2 separate regions of the Mus musculus genome follow, and region 2 is linked to region 1. Evidence: chromatin contacts called from ENCODE Hi-C or POLR2A ChIA-PET data. All regions are on one chromosome and are shown on one strand. The core of a region is the stretch at or near the end of the contact, and the rest is flanking DNA. Distances in the headings are between cores, read along the strand shown.

Evidence for each region. A loop is a pair of places that touch in the nucleus more often than their neighbours do. ChIA-PET counts read pairs that join two places held with the same protein, here RNA polymerase II (POLR2A).
Region 2: POLR2A ChIA-PET joins it to region 1 with 6 read pairs in Patski. The contact joins the promoter of Gga1 here to the promoter of Card10 in region 1. A Hi-C loop is called at or near these places in 1 of 37 maps with a recorded cell type or tissue (Patski). POLR2A ChIA-PET finds 5 or more read pairs at or near these places in 3 of 5 experiments (Patski and embryonic stem cell).

What each region holds. Positions count from the first base shown.
Region 1 is chr15:78,798,746-78,804,876 of GRCm38, forward strand. It overlaps Card10 (caspase recruitment domain family, member 10), which reads right to left and starts at 4,297. Exons shown (of 21, transcript NM_130859.2): 1 at 4,110-4,297; 2 at 3,636-3,887; 3 at 2,888-3,025; 4 at 351-676. The coding sequence starts at 4,239.
Region 2 is chr15:78,875,105-78,880,849 of GRCm38, forward strand. It overlaps Gga1 (golgi associated, gamma adaptin ear containing, ARF binding protein 1), which reads left to right and starts at 2,086. Exons shown (of 17, transcript NM_145929.2): 1 at 2,086-2,513. The coding sequence starts at 2,471.

The sequences.
Region 1 (6,131 bases), core at 3,047-5,546:
CAAAGCTCTGGGGTTCCTAGCAGAACAAGACAGCTGTAAGCCCAGCATTTGTAAGGTAGAAACAGGAGGATCAGAAGTTCAGGGCTATCCTCAGCTACATATCGAGCTTATGGACAACTTGGGATACCTGAGACCCTGTCTCAAAAAAAAAAAAAAAAAAAAAAGCAATAAAATAAAACTCTTCCCAGAACGGCCAGGAGCTTTGTGGGGGTGTCTCCCTGAGTAGAGGGATTGATTAGCAGTCACAACCGAGTGGATGGTAATTCTGACACATGTATTGATAATCATGTTAACATCCCCTCCCCCCCCCCCCCCCCACTTCTCCACCCCACCGTCTCTCCTGGGCCTACCGCCAGCTGCAGGTCTCGGCTGCGCAGCACAGCCGAATTCTTCTCCTCGCTGAGCTGAGCCAGGCGCATGGCGATCATGTAGTTCTCATCCTTGAGGCGCAGCAGCTCCAGGCTGCCAGCCTCCCAGTCCTCCCGCAGTCGCTGGCAGCGCTCCTGTGCCTGCTGCTGCTCCCGAAGCCTCTGCTCTAGCCCTGCCCGCTCCTCCTCCAGGGCCCGGCCCCGGGCCTGCAGTTGCTGCTCTCGGTGCAATTGGCTCTTCCGAGCTTCCCGAAGCCTCCGGACCTCAGTCATCAAGAACTGAGTCAGGCCCTCGGGACCCTCCTCATCTGCCAGGTCAGGGGAGGAAAAAAGAATATTCAGAAGGGTCAAATAAAATCCAGAGAGCCGCTGGACTACACAGAAAAACTCAAAAACAGTAATAGCACTGGAGGAAAATTCTGGAAGGTATTTTTGCCATTGTTGGACAGGGGAAGTCTTCTCACACAAGACATAAAATCTGGGAGTTATGAGAGAAAAAGGTGGACACATCTGTATTAAAATAAAGTTTAAAAAGTAAAAGAGAGGAGAGAGAGATGGAGAGATGGCTCAGTGGTTAAGAGCACCAACTGCTCTTCCAGAGGTCCTGAGTTCAAATCCCAGCAACCACATGGTAGTTCACATCTGGTATGTCTGAAGACAGTGACAATGTGTTCATATACATAAAATAAATAAATAAATCTTTTAAAAAATTTTTAAAAAGAAGGAGTAGAAGAAGGAAAGAAGAAGAAGAAGAAGAAGAAGAAGAAGAAGAAGAAGAAGAAGAAGAAGAACAACAACAACAACAACAACAACAACAACAACAACAACAACAACAACAAGAGAAACAAGCTGACCCAGCCAGGCAACAACAACAACAACAACAACAACAACAAGAGAAACAAGCTGACCCAGCCAGGCAGCAGTGGCGCACGCCCTCAAACCCAGCACTGAAGCAGAAGCAGGTAGACCTTTACATTTGAAGCCAACCTGCTCTACAGAGCAAGTTCCTGGGTAGCCAGGGCTTTACAGAGAAACCCTGTCTCAAAATCCAAAAGCAAAACAAAACTCTTGAAAAGTTTTATAGTAAAAGAGGTAACAATGTTAAGGGACAAGCAAACAATCAAAAACTATAGGAAAAAAAACTATAATGGGACTCAAAACCGTAATACATAAAGAGTTCCTACAAAACAACAAGAAAACCAAACTAATGTTTCATCGAACAGCAATGCCAGTAATACCAGTAACTAATGTTCCTTAGCTTCCTTCTTTATACTAGACACTGTATCAACTTATTTAAACTTCGTGACACTGGATAGTAAACACACTCTACCCATCTGTTTACCTACTGTTCACTAAGTAGTAAGCTATGAACTACATCACTTAGGAAGATACAGAGCTGGCTGGGCTGTGGTGACAAACACCTTTCACCCCATCACTTGGGAGGCAGATCTCTGAGTTTGAGGCCAGCCTGGTCTATGGAGGGGGTTCTAGGACAGCCAGGGCTACACAGAGAAACCTTGTTTCTAAAATAACAAAACAAAACAAAAAACAGACAAAAAAAAAAAAACCCAGAAGATGCAAACTTGAAACCTGATTTTTACAGAACTACCTGGCAAAAATGTTTCAAGATCAGGCTAGGGATTCATAAAGCAAAGCAGACCCACAGGCTCTGCTGGGGGGAGCTGTGGTCATAAGACACTTACAGTGTATACATTCCTTGAGAGTCTCCACTTCAGAAACTCCCAGCTCAGAGGAGAACAGAGCAGAGCTGCCCCCGGGGAGGAGAGAATGTCACAAAACCTGAAAGGATCTGCTTGTCCACCCTCAAGGGACTCCACCAATGAGTTATGAGACAGGTTCGCGACACATTACCTATGCTGTCTCTTCAAACAAGTGGAATCAGATCCCGAGTAACTGCTAGGGACAAGCAGCCTTGTCCACTGACCGCAAAAAACAAAACTCACAAGGTCTAGATATGTATCAAAACTGGCTTGCTTATCACTCTCTATGTAGCCTGGGCTGGCCTTAAACCTGGTCCTGCCTCTGCCTCCTGAGTGGTATTACAGGCGAGTACCACCACCCTGAACTTACATTTCTATTTATTTATTCATTTACTTATCTATCTATCTATCTATCTATCTATCTATCTATTTACTCGGGGGAAGGAAAGCATCTATGCACAACTTTCAGGAGTTGGTTCTCTCCTACTGTGTGGGTCCCGGGGAGTGAACTCAGGTGGCCAGGCTTGCTTCTTTATCCACTAAGCCATCTCATTTATTCTTGAACGTTTACATGAGAAACTAGCCATACCATTCATAAAGATGATTAGAGAGAGAGAGTCATGTTAAGCACATGGACTCTGAACTCTGGGGCCCTGGGTAAACTTCTGCAGTTGGTGCCTCAGTTTCTTCATCTGTCCAATGGGTATAGTGAAAACAGACACCACCACCCCCAGTGCAGTTGGGGTAAGAAAATTCTGCTCTGGTGGCAAGGATGGGGCACCCACTGAGATTGCTCACCAAGGATCATGGAGCAGCGTTGGGCAGGTTCCTGGCCAGTGAGCAGCGTGAAGTGTTCTGGGTAGTAGAATTCCAGGGCTTCCAGGAAGGCCTCGAAGCCCCTCTTGCCCCGGCAGCGTAAAATGTCTATGAGGCGCCCTGAGGGTAAAGGTTGTGACAGGGGTCAGGATGAGGTCTTCCCCCAGTGCCCCTGCTCTCCACCCCGACAATGCTCCAGGGCCTACGTTCCCCAGATTTTTGGGCTGTGACACACACCGGGGCCTGTCCCAACACATCAGGGAGCAAAGCTCAGTCTGCCCTGGCTAGGAACACCAGACCCTCCCCAGAGCACCTGCACTGGAGCAGGTCCCCAGCAACCCCTACACACACACACACACACACACACACACACACACACACACACACACACACACACACACGTTACGCATGCCCGGGGGCATCGGATGCCTGCGTTTCCCAGGCAAAATGCTCTCATTGACTTAAGTTCCCTGATACTTTTAGTCCCTCTGACAGTCCTGGTACAAAGACGCCCAGTGGGAGAGGAGCCTCGGAGAACTGAGCCCGGATTTGAGCTCTTGAGAAAAACTGATTCTTTAAGGGATACACAAATGGGACAGAGAGAACCAGAGAGGTCAAAGAGCACAGTAAAGATCCCACAGGGGTCGCCATCGGCACCGGCAACCACATCCAGCTGTCTGCTCTGGAGCGGGCCTAGGAAGGGAGAGGAAACCCCTGGCGGCGGGCTCACCGGTACGGTTAGCGCGGCACGGGAAACGGTAGGTGCTGAGCACCTCCTCCTCGTCCTGTTCGTCCAGGACGCGGCACTGGCGCAGATACGGCGTGAGCTTGGCCGGATTCAGGGCGCGCGTCAGTCGGTGCCGGACGCCCTCGATCCGCTCCCACAGCGCGTCCTCTTCGGCCTCCGACCCCGAACCCGCCCCAGCCTCCTCGTCAGCCTCGCCCGCGTCCGCCCGGCCCTGCATGGCCGCGTCCTCCGAGCCTGCGGGCGACAAGCACGGTGGGCACGGAGCCGCGGTCACCGCACCTGGGCGTCGCCCGCGGGTCCCGGCGCTGTCGGGCTCCGTCTTCCCGGGATCCCAAGCTGCTCTGCCTGCACCCTCCCGGGTCCCCGAGAGGTCACGCCCGCGTCCTCCCGGGCGTCCCGTCGGCGTCCTTTCACGTCCCCACGCTGCTGTCCCGCCCGTGTCCTCCCCGCACTCACCACGGGCGCTGCAGCTGCCCTGAGCTCCCGGCTCTGTGCTCGGCCGACGGCTCCGGAGGCGCGACGGGGCGGTGCCTTCGGGGTCATTGGCTCCGCCCCCAGCCCGGCGGCCTCCCGGGCCACCCAACATTGCCCGCGACCCGCTGCGCTCCGGTCGTCCTCCCGGCCGCTCTGCGGGCCAGCCGCGCCTCCCCACCCCCCACCCCCGCTTCCTGTTTCCCGCCGGCTCTCCGGGCCAGTCCTGGCGGGGTCCGCACGGCCCTCCCACACCTGCCCGGCCCCCGACGGGGCGGAGCCGCCACGCGCGCGCCCACACCCCGCGCGCCACCGCCAGGGCCACTGCCGCCGCTGCTGCTCACCTTGTCCCCCACCATGAGCACAACACCAGCCTGCACCCTCTACAAGCCCGACTCCCGGTGCAGCTGGCCACCCGGAACCCTGAACGCGACAAGTGTCCGCTCCACTAGCCACACACGCCCTGAAGTCAACAGGTCACACCAACTTAGCGAGCTCTGGGCTCGGACCTCATATACAGAGCCCCATCATTCCCACTTAAACTCGCATGGTAGGTATATTCACTCTGCTGAAAGTCACATAATACATATCTGTCTTTCAGGAAATATCTGCAAAGTGTGGGACAGGGCCTCAGAAGCTAGCAGAACTTTCACACGTGTCCATGTTCTGGGATAATGGCCTTACAAGTGTTGAGCAGGACTTCGACCGGAGACAGACTACTCACGTGCCTCTCCCTCCCACAAACACCCTGTGCCTAGGCACTTGAAAGCCCCGGTCAGCTGTGAGTCTCTCTCTGTGTGTGTCTCAGCTTTGCATTCATTTGCATCCTGTTCCCAGCTAGGCCTCTTATCTGCCGGTGACCTGGACAATTGCCCCTCCACAGTCTCAGTGTTCCCGAACACGCTGCCAAGAGCTCACATCTTTCACCAAGCCCAGGACAGCCTGTGTGGGCAGCAGAGGGGAGGGGTCATGGGCACCTTTCCAAAGAAGGGAGTCAGTCCCTGCAAGTGTCCAGACTGACTGCACTTTCATTCCTGAGTCAAGTTGATGGCACACGGGGACCAGGATGCTTGCATTTCTAAATGGCCGTTCCTGCGGGGTGGGAGGGAGTGTGGTTAAAATCAATTACATTTGAAAAGGCAGCGTCAAAACTCCCTTCTGCCTTGGAGACTAATACTCCCACAATAAGGTCCTGTAGTCACATGCTAGAAGCTCTCTGGGCACTGGAAAGTGCCCTCGGGGTGGCGAGAACAGGGTTAAGAGGACACAGAGGATCTGGAAAGATGTGTAGGTCCCCAAAGCCACCCATACTTTCCGAATTAGATGCATCACTCACCCAAGGAAACAAGGTTGACCACAACCCCTGAACAGCCCCTGCAGTAAAGAAACTAGTTTACCTACATAACCTAGTTCCTTTCCCAGCCTTGAAGAACCACAGACTTTTGCTGACTTGGTTTTGTTTGGAGTATCACCAGTTCACCTGCAGAAGCAGCTCTGTAGAAAGGACTGAATTCTAATGCAAACCTATCCCTTTACAAAGGAGGAAGCAGGGGCCCAGAGAGAGCAAGAACTTGCCACACACTGGATCCGCCCTGGCCTCTCTCCCCTCCCCAGGCTCGGTTCACACTAGGCTCCCTCCCAAGGATCGCCTCTCCTCTGCTGACCCTGATACCCTGACTCTGGCTCTCACAGGGAGCAGCTCCTCCCTCAAAGAGCCGCTCCACCCTACCGCAGCCCTGTGAATATTTTTTCTTGGCCGGGATAATGGGAAGGAAACCCTGGAAAATGAGTCTTTAGTTAATTATTCTCTCATCAGAGGCAAAACCAGGGCCAGGAATCTGGCACTGAAACTAGGAATTAGCTTGTAAGCTAACAGACTTTGGGGGGGGGGGGGGGGGGCGTGGTGTCACAGAGTCACAGCAGGTCCCAGAGCCTGCTCTTAAAGAAGCTATAGAGATCCTGAAACACCTCACATGTGCACACGTGGTCATACACTTACTCCCAGGC
Region 2 (5,745 bases), core at 836-3,335, 74 kb after region 1:
TGAACCCCGGCACCTTCTGGACCCCAGCACTATTTTAGGTCTCAGGACACTGTGCCCGCTAGTTCTGTGAACTTGACAGATTTCCAATCACCTGGTCGATGAGCTGCTGCTCGTGCCTCAGGAGGATTACCCTGCCTGAGTCTACTGAGCTGGGAAGACCTGCCCACTGTGGGTGGCACCATCCCCGATGGGGAACCTGTACTGTGTGAGTGGAGAAAGGGCGGGAAGCAGTGTGCATTCCACACTCTCTCTGCCCTGTTTCTCAGCTGCAGCTGTGATGGGCCCAGCTGCCACCGCCTTGATTTCTCCTCCCCTTGAATTGTGGGAAACCCTGTCTTCTTTAAGTTGCTTTTATCAGAGCAGTTTAATCACAGCAACAGGAAAAGAAACTCAGGGATTCACCAGATGCAATGCTTCAGGATGAGACTTCCCAGAGGCAGGGAGGGACACAAACCACAAGCATGCAAAGAAATACACTGTGGGGCAGCTGGAGGTTAGAGCTCAGGTGGTGATGTGTCTGCCTAACATGTTTATATGAAATGCTAGGTACCACAGAAATCGCCAGCTTGGGCTATAAGGACTCTAGATGGAGGCAGAAGTAGCTGGAGATGTCTCTCAGTTGGTAGCGTGTTGCTTAGCTTGCAAGAAGTCCTATTCTCTTGCAGGTGTGGTGATGCACGCAGAAGGTGGAGAAAGAAGGATCAGAGATCAAGTCTATAGTGCGTTCAAGGCCTGCCTAGGCTTACAGGAGACCCTGCCTCTGTCGCTCCACCAAAAGTGCCTGTGAGTAGTGATCTGACTTTAAATCAATTTGGCAAATGCAGTTTGGGTTTTTGTTTTGGGTTTTGTTCTGTGTAGCCCTGGGTCCTGGAACTCGCTCCGTAGACCAGGCTGACTTTGAACTCGGAGATTCACCTGCCTCTTCCTCTCAAGTGCTAGGTGGCGTGCGCCACCACTGCCCGGCCTGCAGTTGGGTTTTATTTCATTAACAATTTTAAAAATAAAGAAAACAAAGCAGGCGGAGCCCATCTTGTTACCCTCTCCCGTATCTTATAGGTTGCAGGAGAGAATTAAACGTCTCACTGAGAGTTGGGTTCAGAAGAAAACCCGACTGAAATGAGGTAACTGGTTCTGCAAGGTGAATACTGATCCCTCCAAGGCCACAGGCATGCGGAACTGGATTCGCCGGTTCCTTGGTCTCAGATGCTCTTTAACTCTTCCTGGCACAGGCTCGCTGGAGAGGGCACAGTAGCCAGTTCCCCCGACGGCCGCCAGAGGCTACAGAGAGCGAACTGGCATTCCTGAGAATTAGCCAAGGCGACCGCAGAGGGTGGAAAAAGCGGGTGAAAGTACCTCACATTTTGCCTCCTCCTAAACCACCTCAAAAAAAGAGCCTGACGTCGTCACCATTCCAGTTTGGGGAAAGATAACCTCTCATTTTGCCACCACCTCTCTGGCTTCCCCATCACCTTGAGAGTGTTACGTGCTTTGAGATACGATATTCCACACTGGCCTTGAACTGATAACCTCCTGCCTCTGTCTGATAAGTGCGGGCGTTATCATCACCTTGTAGGATATATATCTGGCCTTGTCTTTCTCTCCAGGGCTGGGCACCGAATAACCCAAATGCAAGGAGTTTCTAAACTGAATGCAGAATTAAGTACTCGGTGCAAGCACTGACCCCTAATGACCTCAGGCAAACTCATAACCTGGCTCCCGGGTTTGAATGTAGATTCATAGGTTAAGAAAAAAAAAAGACTTAGCCCTTTGCTGGGCGTGGTGGCACACTTCTTTAATGTCTGCACTTGGGAGGCGGAAAAAGGCGGATCTCAGGAATTCCACGCCAGCCTATTCTACAGAGCGAGCTTCAGGACTGCCAGAGCAAGACAGTGAGCCCTTGTCTCAAAGGGGAAAAAACTGCTCAGAACAATGCCTAGGGCTTTAAGAGCTAAACAAACGTTAGCTTAACCTCATCGCGTTGGCGGCGGCCACAGTGCCCAGTTGCCCTTTTAAGGGACTTTGACATCTTCCCACGTAAGCGGAAGTACCCCTGAGGGCTCCGGAAGTGACTTCAGAACCCCTTCAGAAACATGGCTCCGGAGCGTTGTCCCGGAAGCGGTCACGGGTCTCTGCGTGACGCTAACTGAGTTAGAGCGGTCCCGCGGGGTTTCTATGGTGCCGCCCGCCACCCCCAGGCTCTCCTCTTCCTCTCCCGCCCGAGCGCCCGGAGCTGCGAGGCCGCCGACCAGCCCCACCGGCGACTCCGCCAGCCGCCAGGGGGAGGGGCGCCGACGAGGCGACGCTCTAGGCGGCTCCACCCGCGTCTCGATGGTGCCCGGCGTCCCGGTGCCGCGTTCCTACTCCGCGGGGTGGACGCGGCCCCTTTAACCGGCCGAGGGCGGAGCCGAGGAGTTCCCGCGAGAGCGGCCGGGGGGCGGGGGGCGGCGCCGAGGCCGGGGGCCCGTGGCGGATGGAGCCCGCGATGGAGCCGGAGACTCTGGAGGCACGAATCAGTGAGTGTCCGGGAGGGGCGCGAGCCGGACCGGAACCGGAACCGGGGGCGCGAGGCTGGCCCCTCTCTCTCTCCCGGCGGGGCGGGGTCCGCGCGCCCCCTCCTCACGCCCCGCCCCCCGACCCGGAGGGGCGGCGCCCCAGTCTGTCGCTCCGCTCGGACCCTGGCAGCTGCGCGCAGCCTGGCCGGGAGCGGGCGCCGCCCACCCACCCCGGTGACCCGGTGGCGCAGAGTTATCCCGGACCCCCGAAGGCCCTGCCTGTTGCACCAAAGCGCAGACCCTCGAGTCTTCCCCTAGAGGGATCCCCCCACTTCCTCAGGGCCTGAGTCTTTCAAACCCTGTGCCCGCAGCTCTTCTTAGATCTGCTCGGTCCCCCAGCCCAGGAAAGGGGGGACCCCTGGCCCATCTGATCCAGCTCTGTCCGCGCCTGGAGAAACTCCCAGTGCTTGAAAGGGTCCCGTCTAAGACTCCATAAGGAAATCAAGTTCTCTGTCGTTATACCCAAGCCCAGCCTTGCTTTGCGTCCCAGATTGCTTTCCTAGCCCCTGCTGAGCCTCCTCCCCAGGCCTCTGTCCTTGTTTCCTGTCTCCTTCGAAACAGCTTCCTCCAACTCTGGCTTCCAAGCCCCATCCTCTGTTCTCCCTGTCCCACACTGCTTGTTGAAGATCCTTGGCCTTGCCAACCCCATTCCTGAACTCTGCCCCTGGGAGCTGCAGGTTGGCTCTTCTGGTCCATTTAGTGACAGGTCTGTCCCAAGGCCTTTCAGGGATGTGACCCAGAGAAGCCTTCCGGTCTATCCTCAAGCTCAACCTCCTGGTCTGAGATATAGCAAGGATCTGTGCAGGGTGGTGTGGGCCGACATGGTCAGCATCTTTGAAGCCAGCCTCGAAGGAAGTTGAACTGGAAGGTTGATTCCCAGAGCTCACCGATCTGGGGGGGGGGGGGGGGGCGGAGGAGAGTCAGCCTGGCAGTGGGGTTGATTGGTGGTTAGAAGGAGACAGTGACCATGGACTGCATGAGATACAGTACTGCACGGGTCTCAGGAGGTCAGAGGTAAAAGAGGACCATAGATATTTTCCCCATCTGTCTTAGTCAGGGTTTCTATTCCTGCACAAACATCATGACCAAGAAGCAAGTTGGGGAGGAAAGGATTTATTCAGCTTACATTTTCCACATTGCTGTTAATCACCAAAGGATGTCAGGACTGGAACTCAAGCAGGTCAGGAAGCAGGAGCTGATACAGAGGCCATGGAGGGATATTCTTTACTGGCTTGCTTTCCCTGGCTTGCTCAGCCTGCTCTCTTATAGAACCAAGACTACCAGCCCAGAGATGGTCCCACCCACAATGGGCCTTTCCCCCTTGATCACTAATTGAGAAAATGCCTTACAGCTGGATCTCATGGAGGCACTTCCCCAACTGAAGCTGCTTTCTCTGTGATAACTCCAGCTGTGTCAAGTTGACACAAAACTAGCCAGGACAGCATCTGAAGAGTCATGCCCAGTTGTGAAATACCTCTCTCCCTCAAGTACTTTCCTCTGCCACTTGCCAGGGGAGATGAGCCCCCCCCCCCACACACACACACACACGCACACGCACTGTGGAGGTTGGGGAAAGGGGTGGGGTCATGTCTCTTCCAGTTCTAAGATCTTCCGTTTGCTCAATGCTGGGGAGAAACTGATCCTGGCCAGAGTTTCCTCTTCCCTGGCTCCTGACTCGGATTGCTTGGCTCCACCCTTGCTGGGGCTCACGTGCCTTTGACACTTCGAGGACTTCCTGTTCTAGCCCTTTTTCTCAGCTGTCACTGAGAGGCCAGTACCCCGAACCTTCTCCTTGCCTCCAGATTGCAGGCTCTCTTCCCAGTGTTCAGTCCCTTAGCCATTGTGGGGGACTGGGAGGTCGGGAAATGTGCAGCCTGACCTAAGGAAGAAGAGATGTTGCTGGTGTCCCTGGGGGCCTCACTGGTGACATCTGTTCCTCTCAAGGACTGGAGGGTCACCCACAAGGTTCCTGGGATAGATTGGTACCAGAAAGAATGCTGCTTCAGCCTCTGGCCATCCATCTTGCCTCTGAGCCCCCGGGAGAGAGCAGCCTGCCCCAGCTCCTTCCATCCCTCCCCTGCTCCCTCCCCTGCTCTGCCCGTCTTCATAGCGCTTCTGAGATCGCTAATCTGAGTACTCAGAGATGCTCTGTTTGCGCCAGTGAGTTTCAGGAAAGAAGAGCTTTTGTCCACCACCGTATTTTTTCTTTTTCTTTTTAACTATGGATTAAGTGAATGGCTGCCGGACACTGAGGGTGTCTAGGCCCCCAGACATAGCATAGGTCCCCAACTGAGCAGGTGCCACATCCTGGGCCCTAGCCTCTTCCTGTCCACAGATCTTCCATAGCCCCACCCCTTGGGCTGTGGTCCTCTGCGCCTGCAGCATGGGCAGAAGTGTCCCAGAACCATGAGAACACTTCTGCCTCACAGTGCACAGCCTGCGTACTGTCCAGCTCTACAAGTAGGGAAACAGAGGTTCAAGAAGTTCTTCTTACTGCACGGCTCTTCACCCGGCAGTGTTGGGGGCTCCACAAGGGGACTGTCTCATATTATTTGCTCCTCTGTGCTGTTGCCCATCCCTGCATCCCAGCTTCTCCAGCCCCATCCTCCCTGCCACCAATCCCTCATGCATCCATGAGAGCGGAGCAAGGCATGTTCTCTGCAGGAGTCACACAGCCTTGTGTAATAGTCCACTTGGGCCCTCTGTAAAGAATAGCTAGGAACATAGCCGCTGCCGTGGTGGGCAGAAGTGAAGAAGGCACCCTTGGAAGAAGTGTTCCTGAGCCACTCCCCAGGGACAAGGTCTGGCAGAACTAGACGTGAGGCCCAGGGTCCAGTCTTTCCCAGGCTATGTCCTTACCTGAGCAGAGCGGCCCTCAGCCTGGGCAGCTGCCCCGGCCCCAGGCAGATCCAAGTCCCCTGCGCTGGGTTCCCATGCTTTCTTAGTCACTTACCTTTCTCTAAGAGCCTAGCTTCTCTTGGCCCACTGCCCAGGCCTACAGTTCCTCCAGGGCTGGACCCTGGCCTTTTTCTTACCCCTCAGTCTCCTGAGTATGGATACCAGGAGGATTGGGGCGCTGCTCTTGAGAACAGCGTGAGAGATGGGAAAGTCAGCGTAGTGGGGTACAGCCATGGGAGGCCGTCCCTGGATGTAGTCTCTGAGGATGGGGCCTTTGGGAGAAGGCGAGGTAAGC